Regions from separate parts of the Mus musculus genome. Here region 1 is linked to region 2. A link is a contact called in ENCODE Hi-C or POLR2A ChIA-PET data. All regions are on one chromosome and are shown on one strand. The core of a region is the stretch at or near the end of the contact, and the rest is flanking DNA. Distances in the headings are between cores, read along the strand shown. Region 1 holds the start of Nsd1 (nuclear receptor-binding SET-domain protein 1). Region 2 holds the start of Cdhr2 (cadherin-related family member 2).

Region 1 (4,978 bases), core at 666-3,165, 510 kb after region 2:
CCTGTGTCCTCCCTCCCTGACGACTCCTTTATATTCTTCAGAATCTGTCCTTTCTAGATCTTCTGGGTGTTCTCCTAGCACGTCTGCCCCCACCTCACCCCCCAAGGCTCTTAGCATCCTCAACAAGTATTTGCTGAGCTAACAAATCAGAAGGGAACAGTTCTGAAAGAGGCTGCTCTATGGCCAAGAATCCGTGCAGGTACCTTGCATCAGGGTACCTGATAAAAGATCCATAGATTATAGAGGAAGAAATGGGGGCTGAGGTCTTTGCCTGACAGTTACATCCCCACACACCTGTGTGTCTGACAGGCCCAGCATTTCATGGCATCTGTTGGGTGTGTCGGCTCACACAAGGATGTTGCCCACCCCACCTGTGAAAGTAATAGTCCTGAGAATGTGCACAAAGGGCTTGACCTAGTCCTTAATTCTTTGCAGACTAGTAAAGGGTTAAAGGAACAGACGTGTGTCAAGCGCTCAGTGGTGTCTAATGCATGATACCCGCTCAACAAGGATTTGTTCTCATATGTCTGCAGGTGAGGTGTGCAGGCCCAGAAGAGATTCTTGAGTTATAATCAGTAGAGAAGAGCTAGGTCTACACCCCAGAACCCAATCCTACAGGAAAGCAGCCCCGTCTCACTTGAGGATTCAGTATCCTTCTGAATATAGAAGCTCAGCTCCATAAGCACTCTGGTTGTGTCACTGTGGTAGACAGTTTTATAGTAGGAGGAAGGGAGGACCCCCAGGGGTTACCTAGGGAAGTCTGATATTTCCCTGGGGTCTCAGTCTTGTTTCTGTCAGTAACTAGGTCATCCTGAATGGGGGTGAGGGGGAGGTAGGAGGTTAAGGAGAGGGTCCTGCAGAGCAGTAATGTGCTTACATCAGCTAGTCTCTCTCGGTACCCTTTTTTCCCTGAGGCCACAGGTTGCCTGGCACACTAGCTCCCATTTTGCTTCCCCAGAGCCTGGTGCATTGCCTAGACTGCAGGAAACGGTTGCTGAAGGAAGCAATGAGTTACATTTCAGTATTTGTCAAATATGTCTGTAATTGTTAAGGACAGAGTGTTAGCCTGTTTCAGGATCCTCCCAGATGCCTGTGTCTTGGAGGCCACAGATGAGGAAACAGAGGTTTGGGACTGAAAGATAACTTCTTCAAGGCCCTCCAGTGGCAGTTCCAAGTACCTCAAAATGGCTAGGCACTGGGAAGGGCTGTGGAGTGATTAGCATTGGGGTAACTGCCAGTTAGAAATGACAGGCTCAAATGATTACTTGTGAAAAAGGATCCAGTGAGAGCTTTCCTATTGAATTGCCCGAAGGTGTTAGCAGGAGTTATTCCTTCGTAGAACAAAAGACCGGGTCTCCATGGGAGAGGGCCCCAGTTTTTTTCCGGCTAGTTTTAGCGCAGGGAAAGATGCCAGTCAACTTTGCATCTGGAAACTCCTTTAAACTAACCCGAGGGACCTGAGGTCACAGTAGCCTCTTCACTCTTGCTTCCGCCGGGCACCTTCTCTCAGGAAACCCACTTGCCCTCTTGGCAGGGCCAGGGCTCCAGCATTACTGATGGTATGCTGAAGGCTTAGCTCTGAGCCTCCTTTAATGGACTGTGGGTCTTGGACAGCAAGCAGCTGGAAGCATCCTAAGCCGCTGCTTGCTGGACACAGTCACGAGGTGAAGGGCAGGGAAGGATGGAGTTTGGCCCAACCATTGCAGATCCCCAACCGGTACAGATACTTGGCAGGGGAACGCCAAAAGTGCCTGTTCTCCCAGGTGGGGGTCTAGTTACCAGAGGGCCCTCGGTAAACACTCTACTGGGGCAATAACTATGCACATTTACTAAGCCTCTGGAGGAATGGTGGTCACGTGGCCATCGAGGGCGGCGCCCTCGGCTTTAAAATGAACTCCAAATCACCGAAGGCTTTCTGGAAGAGGCGGGAATTCTCGGGGCCGTCCAATATGGCTTTCTCTCAACAACAAGGATGCGCTTAACGCTCTAGGGACCAAGTCATGCCTGAGGTGAGCTTCTTGCGGTGAAGCAAACCCAGGAAGCAGCAGGGTCCGGGAAGGGAGAAGTGCCTCAGGGGACTGGAGTGGCTGGACCAGGCCTGGTCCAGTCCCTGACCTTCCACTGTCTTTGAGGAATGGACGCGCTACAGCCCTACGAGGTCAGGGCGGCGGGGTCCTGGTGCTAAGTGCGCGCCAGCAGGACCCCGTCCTCCTAACGCAGAGCCTTCCTAGGCCGGGGGTTTGCGCCTTTCATGCTTGGCCAGCCCGTCCAGCCTGTCGGCCGTCCCTGTGCAGTCGCGCAGGGGTCCCGATGCCTGGGCCTCAGGGGCGAAGCGCGCTCGAGAGGGCCATCTGCCTGGGTGTGGAGAACTGCAGCGTCCGCGGTGCGAGGCGCTGCCCCTCCCGGCCCCCGGCCCCGCGCGCCCGCACCTCTCCAAGGCCGCCAGCGCCCGCAGCCCCGGGGCCGCCGTGCCAGGCCCAGACCCAGACCCACACTAGGCGCTGGAGGCGGTGCAGGGATTAGTGGACCCCTCCCCCCGAGCTCCCCTCGCCCCGCCCGGGGCAGCGAAGACCCCTGGGCCCGAGGGTGACCGAGGAGCTTCGTCCCCGCGGGGTCTGGACCGGGGGCTCGGCCTCGCTGGGCGGGGGCTGCACGGCGACAGGCCGAGGTGCGGGCGCGCCGTTAGGCTGTGTCCCAGAGGCCGGGGTGTGGGGCGTGGGCTCAGGGCTGCGGGGTCTCTCGGCCTCAGGCCCGGGTTGAGGCCACGGTCCTGCGGCCAGTACCCCGGGGCGGGTCACCCGACCCTGCTCCCCGGAGCCGCTCACCCCGCACGGCCCGGCCTGGGGAGGGAGAGGGAAGGGAAGGGGTGGTGGGTGAGGGGCCGTGGGGACCGCAGGGCCGAGTCCCCGGCCCGCCCGCACGCGCTGCTCCAGGGCGGCTGCCCCAGGCTCCCGGGAGGAGCCAATCCCCTGCCTCGCGGGCGTCGAGCCTGCGGCCGAAAGGGAGTCCCAGGGCTGTAGAGGCTTGGCTCGGGGAGGCAGACCCGAGCTGCTGCTGCCTCCATTTTGTTTCCTGTTCAGCTTGGTCTGTAGTGGTGGTGGTGGTGTGGGTTTGGGGTGCGGCTGGGCAAGGGGGTTCCCCTGCGGCCACGTCTGCTCGGGGCCTGGGGCCTCGAAGACCCCCATGCCAAACCCCCCAGGTGAGCCCTACAGCGAGACGGGGGTAGCCTCGGCCTCGGGTCGAAACCAGCGGGGCTGAGGGCAGGTGCCCAGTGGATGGGGAGCCCGGGCTGGAACCTAAGATGGAGGCCGGGGCTGACGCGGGCCTGAGAGCAAGGCCGGCGGGCCAGGCCTCAGCCAGGCACCATGGTGGCTCCGGGGTTGGGGTTCAGGATGACTGGGGTGCAGTTAGCCGTGTGCAACCAGGGGCTGGCGCGGCGCCCCGAGGTAGGTGAAAGGATCGTCATGCCACCCACGACGCCCGCAGGCCCCGACACTCTGGGGAGGCGCGCGAGGCCCCCCAGGGGAGTCCGCCTCAGGCCCCGCCCGGGCAGCTGGGCCGACCCGTAGGCCCGGGGCCCTGAGCTAGCGCCCAGGGGGAAGGGAGGGGAGGGGGCGGCAGCAGCAGCTCCGCTGATTGGGCCGCCCGACCCGGCCGCTCGCTCGCCCGACTTCACCCGCACTGAACCCCGAAGAGTGAGGCAGGCGTGGGAGCGCGCGCAGGGTGTGTGTGTGCTGCGGGGGTGTGTGCGGGGGGGGGGGGGGAACGGGGACGGGATGGGTGCGCGCGCAGGAAGGGGTGCGCGCGCAGGGAGGAGGGCGGGTGCGCGCGCACCCGGGGGCCTCGGTCGCTCGCACGCGGGCCGGTGCGCGAGGCGCTCTCCTCAGCACGCGCCGCCGCCGCGGGGGCGCGCGCGGTGGGGGTGTGAGGAGGAGGAGGCGGTGTTGGCGGCGGAGGAGGAATAGGCCGGGGCGCAGGTCGCGTTCGCTGCCTTCTCGCCCGGGGAGAGAGACGAGGGGGGGGAGGGGGGGAGGCGAGCGGCTCCTCTCTCGGTGTCCTCCGCTCCGCTCGCGCCCCGGTGTAATGAGGGTCACCCCCTCCCCCCAGCTGGCCCGGGAGGGGGCGCGGGGCACGGTAACTAGTGCGCAGGGGTGGGCGACGGGCGCGAGGGGGGGAAGGGAGGGAGGGAGGGAGGGAGGAGACAGCGGGGCCGGGAAGATGGTGGTGTGGCCGTGAGTGAGGTGAGGGGACTCGGTGGAGGGCCGGTGGCTGAGCAGGGTTGGCGGCCCGCTGTGCTGCAGCCGCGGCGGCGCCCTCCCCCTCCTCCTCCTCCATCACTACCAGCGGGCCTTGGGCCTAGCTGGCCAGGCTGCGGCGAACTTCCTCCCGCCGCGGCCCGTGCATCGCCGGCCGTGTCCCCCCCCCCCCCCCAGCCCCGCGCGCACCTCGGCCTCTGCTTGCCCTCAGGTAGCTTGGCTGGGGGTGCGGGGGCGCGGGGGCGGCCGCCCTCCCGCAGCAAACTTTGCTCGCTACTGAGTGTTGATGAGCGCCGACAGCAGCGCTGCCGGGAGGTGGCTGCCGCCGCGGCTGCGGGAAGGAGCGCGGCCCGGGCAGGCGGCGTCGGCAGCAGCCATGTTTGTCAAGCTGTAGTAGCAGCTGCTGCTACCCTGACTCGGCTCTCGCCGACCGATCACCTCGGTTTCTCTCCCGGCCCGTGGCTCGGGGTCTCGATCCTGGCGGCTGCGAACCCAGTATGTTTGCAGCCAGGAAGGCGAGCTTCGGGGCACACCCGCCTCTGCCAACTCGCTCGAGGCCTGCGCACGGTAGCTGCAAAAGGCTCCGGCGCCGGCTGGGCGCGGGGTGCAGCGCTATTGTGACCGCTGCGCCCAGCTTGCGGAGGAGGAGAAGGAGGACGAGGAGAAGGAGGGGGATACCTTTTTGTACAACGTTCAGAAGCTGCCTCCCGAAACCCGCAGCC
Region 2 (5,048 bases), core at 298-2,797:
AGCGGTTAAGAGCATTGACTGCTCTTCCAGAGGCCATGAGTTCAATTCCCAGTAACCACATGGTGGCTCACAACCATCTATAATGGGATCTGATGCCCTCTTCTGGTGTGTCTGAAGACAGCTACAGTGTATTCATATACATAAAATAAAAAAATAAATCTAAAACAAAAAAAGGTCCACTTCCCCATATCCTTTTTTTTGTTTGTTTTTTGTTTTTTGAGACAGGGTTTCTCTGTGTAGCCCTGGCTGTCCTGGAACTCACTCTGTAGACCAGGCAGGCTGGCCTTGAACTCAGAAATCCACCTGCCTCTGCCTCCCGAGTGCTGGGATTAAAGGCATGTGCTAACATGCCCACTCACTTCCCCATATTCTAATAAACTTTCCTACTACCTCTGGTGGGTGGTGGGCTAGAGGGGAGGTTGAACCCTTATGGAAGTAGGTTGTGAAAAATACATGCCCACACTAGGTGCTCAGCAAATACAGATTCTCCTCCTTCCTCAGAGACGTGAGGCCAGCCTTCAATGGGACCTTGCAGAACCATGAGCTCTTTGGGTAGATTGGTGCTTCCTGAGAACCCGCAGCAGCACACCAGGATTGCACAGGGATGCCTCGGTCTCCAGAGCGAACAGCAGCCACTCAGCCAGGAAGGGGCGCACGGCTGGTGAGCTGCAGCATGGGCCTCCTTCCTACTATGAGGTAAGATGAAATGAACTTGGGGACCTGTTCCCCCGAGGGAGGCCACCACTGGGAGTGTGTGGAGCCCCTGGGGCAGTGTGTGATCCTGCCCTTTGATTTTGTTTGTTTGTTTGTTTGTTTGTTTGTTTGTTTTGTTTTCATTTGTTTTTTGAGACGGGGTTTCTCTGTCTAGCCCTGGCTGCCCTGGGACTAGCTCTGTAGACCAGGTTGGCCTCAACTCAGATATCTCCCTGCCTCTACTTCCCAAGTCCTGGGATCAAAGGCACCACTGCCTGGCTTGTTTTTGTTTCTTTGAGATAACATCTTATTATGTCTGGTTTAAAACTGGTTATAGAGACCAGCTAGGCCTGGTACTCACAGGGATCCACCTGCCTCTGTCTTCTGAGTGCTGGGATTAAGGACATATGCCACTATGCCCAGTGTTGGCCCTGCCCTTTGATGTCCTGCTTAGAGGGGACAAATACAGGGCTGAAAAGGCCTTGTTGGAACTGCAGGGTGGGTACCCCTTCATGCCGGCCTCGGGGCTTGGCCTGAGGGCTCAAGGGCTTGATAGCTGTCAAGTCTCTTCATCCCAAGAGATCTCCCCACACCGCTTTCTCTACAGGTCCCCACTGAAGATGAGCCAGGAGAGGACAGAAGGTCCTGACATGACCTCTGACTGTCACCACCTCTTGCTTGCAGTGAGACCCTGGGCTGGGCATTTGCCCCTTCTCTGTCACTGGGCCTGCCTATTCCTCCAGGGTTTTGCCTGCTCTGGTCACAGCCAGTGCCTTCTGAGGAGGTGTGGTCTCTGCATGGTTAATGATTGCTCAGAAGAGGTGGAGATGGTGCCAAAGTCTGCGCTGTGTTCTGCCGGCCCCAGACGGCGCCCACCTGTGACTGGTGTACATCACTGCCTCTGGGCCCCTTCCAGGGGCTGTCCAGATCAGCTGCTTCTGGGGGGGCTCTTAGCCCGAGGGTAAGCCTGGGTGGGGGGCTGTCCTTGGGATTGAGGCAAACTTTGAGTTCTTTCAGACTCAGTTTCCTGGCATCTGGAGTATGGAGGGAACACCAAGGGGAAGAGCTAGCTGTGGCGTTAGCTACTTGTCATGGGGAGGGCGGGAATTGATGAAGCTACCCGTGAAGCCTGTTTCTTCTAGAATGTAGGGTAAGATCTCCTCTCTAGGCAGTGGCAACCTCCTGTTTGCCTTCCTAAGTCCCTGAGAAGTGAATTGGCTACCTCATCTGTTACCTAAAAGGAGAAGATGAGGAAGATGGCTGAATCTGTCCCGGAGCCTGAGGAGGAAAGGCTGGCTCCACTCCGCCAGGCTCAGATCTTCATTCAGCTCCATGCAGACTTTGAGTGAGCTGCTGACTGCTTTTGGGCCTCAGTCTTTGCGTCTGTGGAGTGGGCACAGTACTAGTAGCCCCTGGAGGGCTCGTGAATCAGATATGGCAGGGTACGGAGGCTGTCCCTCTCAGACTCAGAGATCAAACGCTAGGTCACCTCAGGGAGGACTAACGATGCTGGTCCCAACCCTAACTTAGTCCTTGTCCTGGTCACAGGGTAAAGACTCAGCCAGGCCAGCTTGTGTCTTCAAACAGGACTTACATGCTGACTGGTCCCAGGTAGCATATCAGAGAATAATGACATTCCCCTGACCAGCCTAGGCCATAGCCTGCTCTCACCTCATTCCTCAGAGGAAAACCAAAGCTGAGGACAAGGGAGGCTCGCCCAGTGCTGGACAGACAGTATGTGAAATGCTAAAATCCTAACTTGGGGCCTGATCCATACCCGTCTCTCAGAGGAAGCAGCCAGGAGGGCGGGCACCATCTCTGGCTACAGGAAGCCCGGTATCCCTGGAAACTTAAAGGTCCCTGGGTCCGTATCTTGGGGAGCTGGATCACTTGGCTGGGCTGGTGGAATTAGGAGAGACCTTTGTTAGGCTCAGCAGAATGGTACCTGGGTCTAGCCTTGCCTGCAGCTGGTGATTGACCTTCTATCTTTGTTGTTGACTGTCCCTCTGATCTGATCTCTGTTTTCTTAGGGCAATGGAGAGTAACTGTGAGGTAGCTGCTTCCTTCCTGTGAGGCAGCTGTGGGAAGGAAGCAGAAGCGAAAGGAAGGGCTCAGGGAGCTGTGGAGGCTGAGGCAGGGTGGGGTGGCTGTGGGGTTAGCGAGCCCGCCCGTGGCTGAGCCTTTAGCAGGGGAGGGCTCCCTTCCTCTGTAGCCTTCCAAGATGTCCTGGGGTCTTCACATCCAGTCGACTGAATTGTAGAGTCTTTGGTTTCCTGGAGTCTTGTCGAACTGCGGCCAATGTGTCCGCTGAGACAAGAGAGAGGAAACCCCTGCTGTGTCAGGCCTGGCAGAGCATGACCTGGGTCTGGGGGTCCGTAGAGTGATCTGGAGCCCCTATGCTCCTGACTTTTCCTCAGACACTTTATAGGTGAATAGCTGTGCAGTTTTGTTTTTAACTGACACAAAGTAATTGAACATATTGATAGAGTCCAGCAGACCATCTCCACATTCCAGGGTGTGTCCTTCACAGCTACCATGCTCTCTGTGGTAGAGAGCCTCCTGTCCAGCCCCAAACCAGTGGGCTGGGAGCCTGGGAGCAAGGACCTGGGATTTCTAGGTTCTAGATCTGTTCTTTCTTTCATCTTTCTCCACTATCCCTATCTTCTTCTCCCTCCCTCCTTGCTTCTCTTTCCTTTTACGGGTCTCTCAATACAGCTCAGCCTTATATAGAACCAGAGGGCCTCCTCTCTGCTGAGCACTGGGATACTGGCTGGGCTCCAGGCCCAGTTTCCCATCATTTAAAGAAGTAGAGTGGTTGGGAGCTGGCATCAGTGGTGTCTCACATGAGCCTATGTTTGACTTGTGGTCCTCCATAGGAGAAAAGGGCACCTAGGGGACGTTCGCCCAGCTCCAGTGCCTGGGCACATGGCCTCCCTTCTTCCATATGACCTGTAGCATATGTTCCCTGACTGGAGCTCAGCGGCTCTGGCTGTGAGTCTTGAAGGACAGAGAGAATTTGCACATGGGCAAGGGACACAAGAGGGCCTTTGGGGCTGAAGAGACACATGCAAATCTAGGGTAAAGAGAACGCAGGGTGTGTGTGTGTGTGTGTGTGTGTGTGTGTGTGTGTGTGTGTACTGTGTGTGTGTGTGTACTGGATACCACAGAGGAAAAGGGATCCACTCTTGGAAGGTGAAACCTGGGTCCCCTAAGAATTTGTCTTGCCAAGGGTGGGAAGTATGGCCCACAGCCAGTCTGAGCCTTGCACGGGTCTGGTCTTGAGAGTGCCTGTGCCTATAGAGGTAAGGCTGGTCACCTGGTACTTTCCTATCTCATAACACATTTTTCTTAAGTGATGGAGTCTGGGAGATACTGCTGCTGCCAAGTGCAGAACTTTGGCCTCATTATGGTCAGTGAGTATGTTTGTGAAAAGTCAGTGACAAAGGGGACAAGACTGTGAAACTCGGGGTCAACTCATACAGTATAGGAAGGAGGATCAAAAGGAGTTCTAGGTATGAGTCAGGCATGACCCTGTGACAGCTAGATAGAAGACCCAGCTTCCTGGAGGTGTAAGGGTCCCCATAGGTAAAAAGGAATGTGTAAGCCATCTCCCCTTTCCAGGAGATAGTGACTTCACAGGGGTGGCATGTGAGTGTGCAGGTGTGGGGCACTATCATCTGAGGCACACCAGGAGGACAGGAGGGGAAGTGTGAGGGGACAGAGAAGGGGGCTTGAGTGGAGCCCCCAAGGGGCCATGGCGAATGAAGGTTCCAGTTGGTTTTCTTTTCCCTCAGCTGCACCTCACTGGGGGTTCTGTGTAACCTCGGGGAGAAGTGTGTGTGTGTGTGTGTGTGTGTAAGAAAGTGGGGGGGGAGAGAGAGAGGTGGGGGAGAGAGGGAGGAGAGGAGGGAGAGGAAGAAGGGGAGGAGGGGGAGGAATGAGAAGAAGGGGAGGAAGAACAAGGAAGAGGAGGAGGAAGAGAGAAGGCAAGAACATGGCTGGGTTTGTCCAGCGCTGAGGATGGAACCCAGGGCCCAGAATACACCAGGCCAGTGTTCTACCACTGACATATAGCCCTAAGCCTTTAAAGGCTTATTTTTAGCTGGGTGGTGGTAGTACACATCTTTAATACCATCACTTGGGAGCCAGAGGCAGTGGATCTCTGAGTTCAAGGCCAGGCTGGTTTATAAAGTGAGTTCCAGGACAGCCAGGGCTACACAGAGAAACCCAGTCTCAAAAATAAATTATTTTGAGATACATTCTTTCTGAGTTCTCAGGCTAGCTTTGAACTCTCAGCCTTCCTGCCTCGCTTTCCAAATAACTGGGATGACAGGCACACACCACCACACCCAACT

What was found. A loop is a pair of places that touch in the nucleus more often than their neighbours do. ChIA-PET counts read pairs that join two places held with the same protein, here RNA polymerase II (POLR2A).
Region 1: a loop to region 2 is called in a map of regulatory T cell, with 3 times the contacts of the local background. The contact joins the promoter of Nsd1 here to the promoter of Cdhr2 in region 2. A Hi-C loop is called at or near these places in 1 of 37 maps with a recorded cell type or tissue (regulatory T cell). POLR2A ChIA-PET finds 5 or more read pairs at or near these places in 2 of 5 experiments (Patski and embryonic stem cell).

Annotation. Positions count from the first base shown.
Region 1 is chr13:55,207,867-55,212,844 of GRCm38, forward strand. It overlaps Nsd1 (nuclear receptor-binding SET-domain protein 1), which reads left to right and starts at 1,916. Exons shown (of 23, transcript NM_008739.3): 1 at 1,916-2,009.
Region 2 is chr13:54,699,916-54,704,963 of GRCm38, forward strand. It overlaps Cdhr2 (cadherin-related family member 2), which reads left to right and starts at 1,548. Exons shown (of 32, transcript NM_001033364.3): 1 at 1,548-1,654.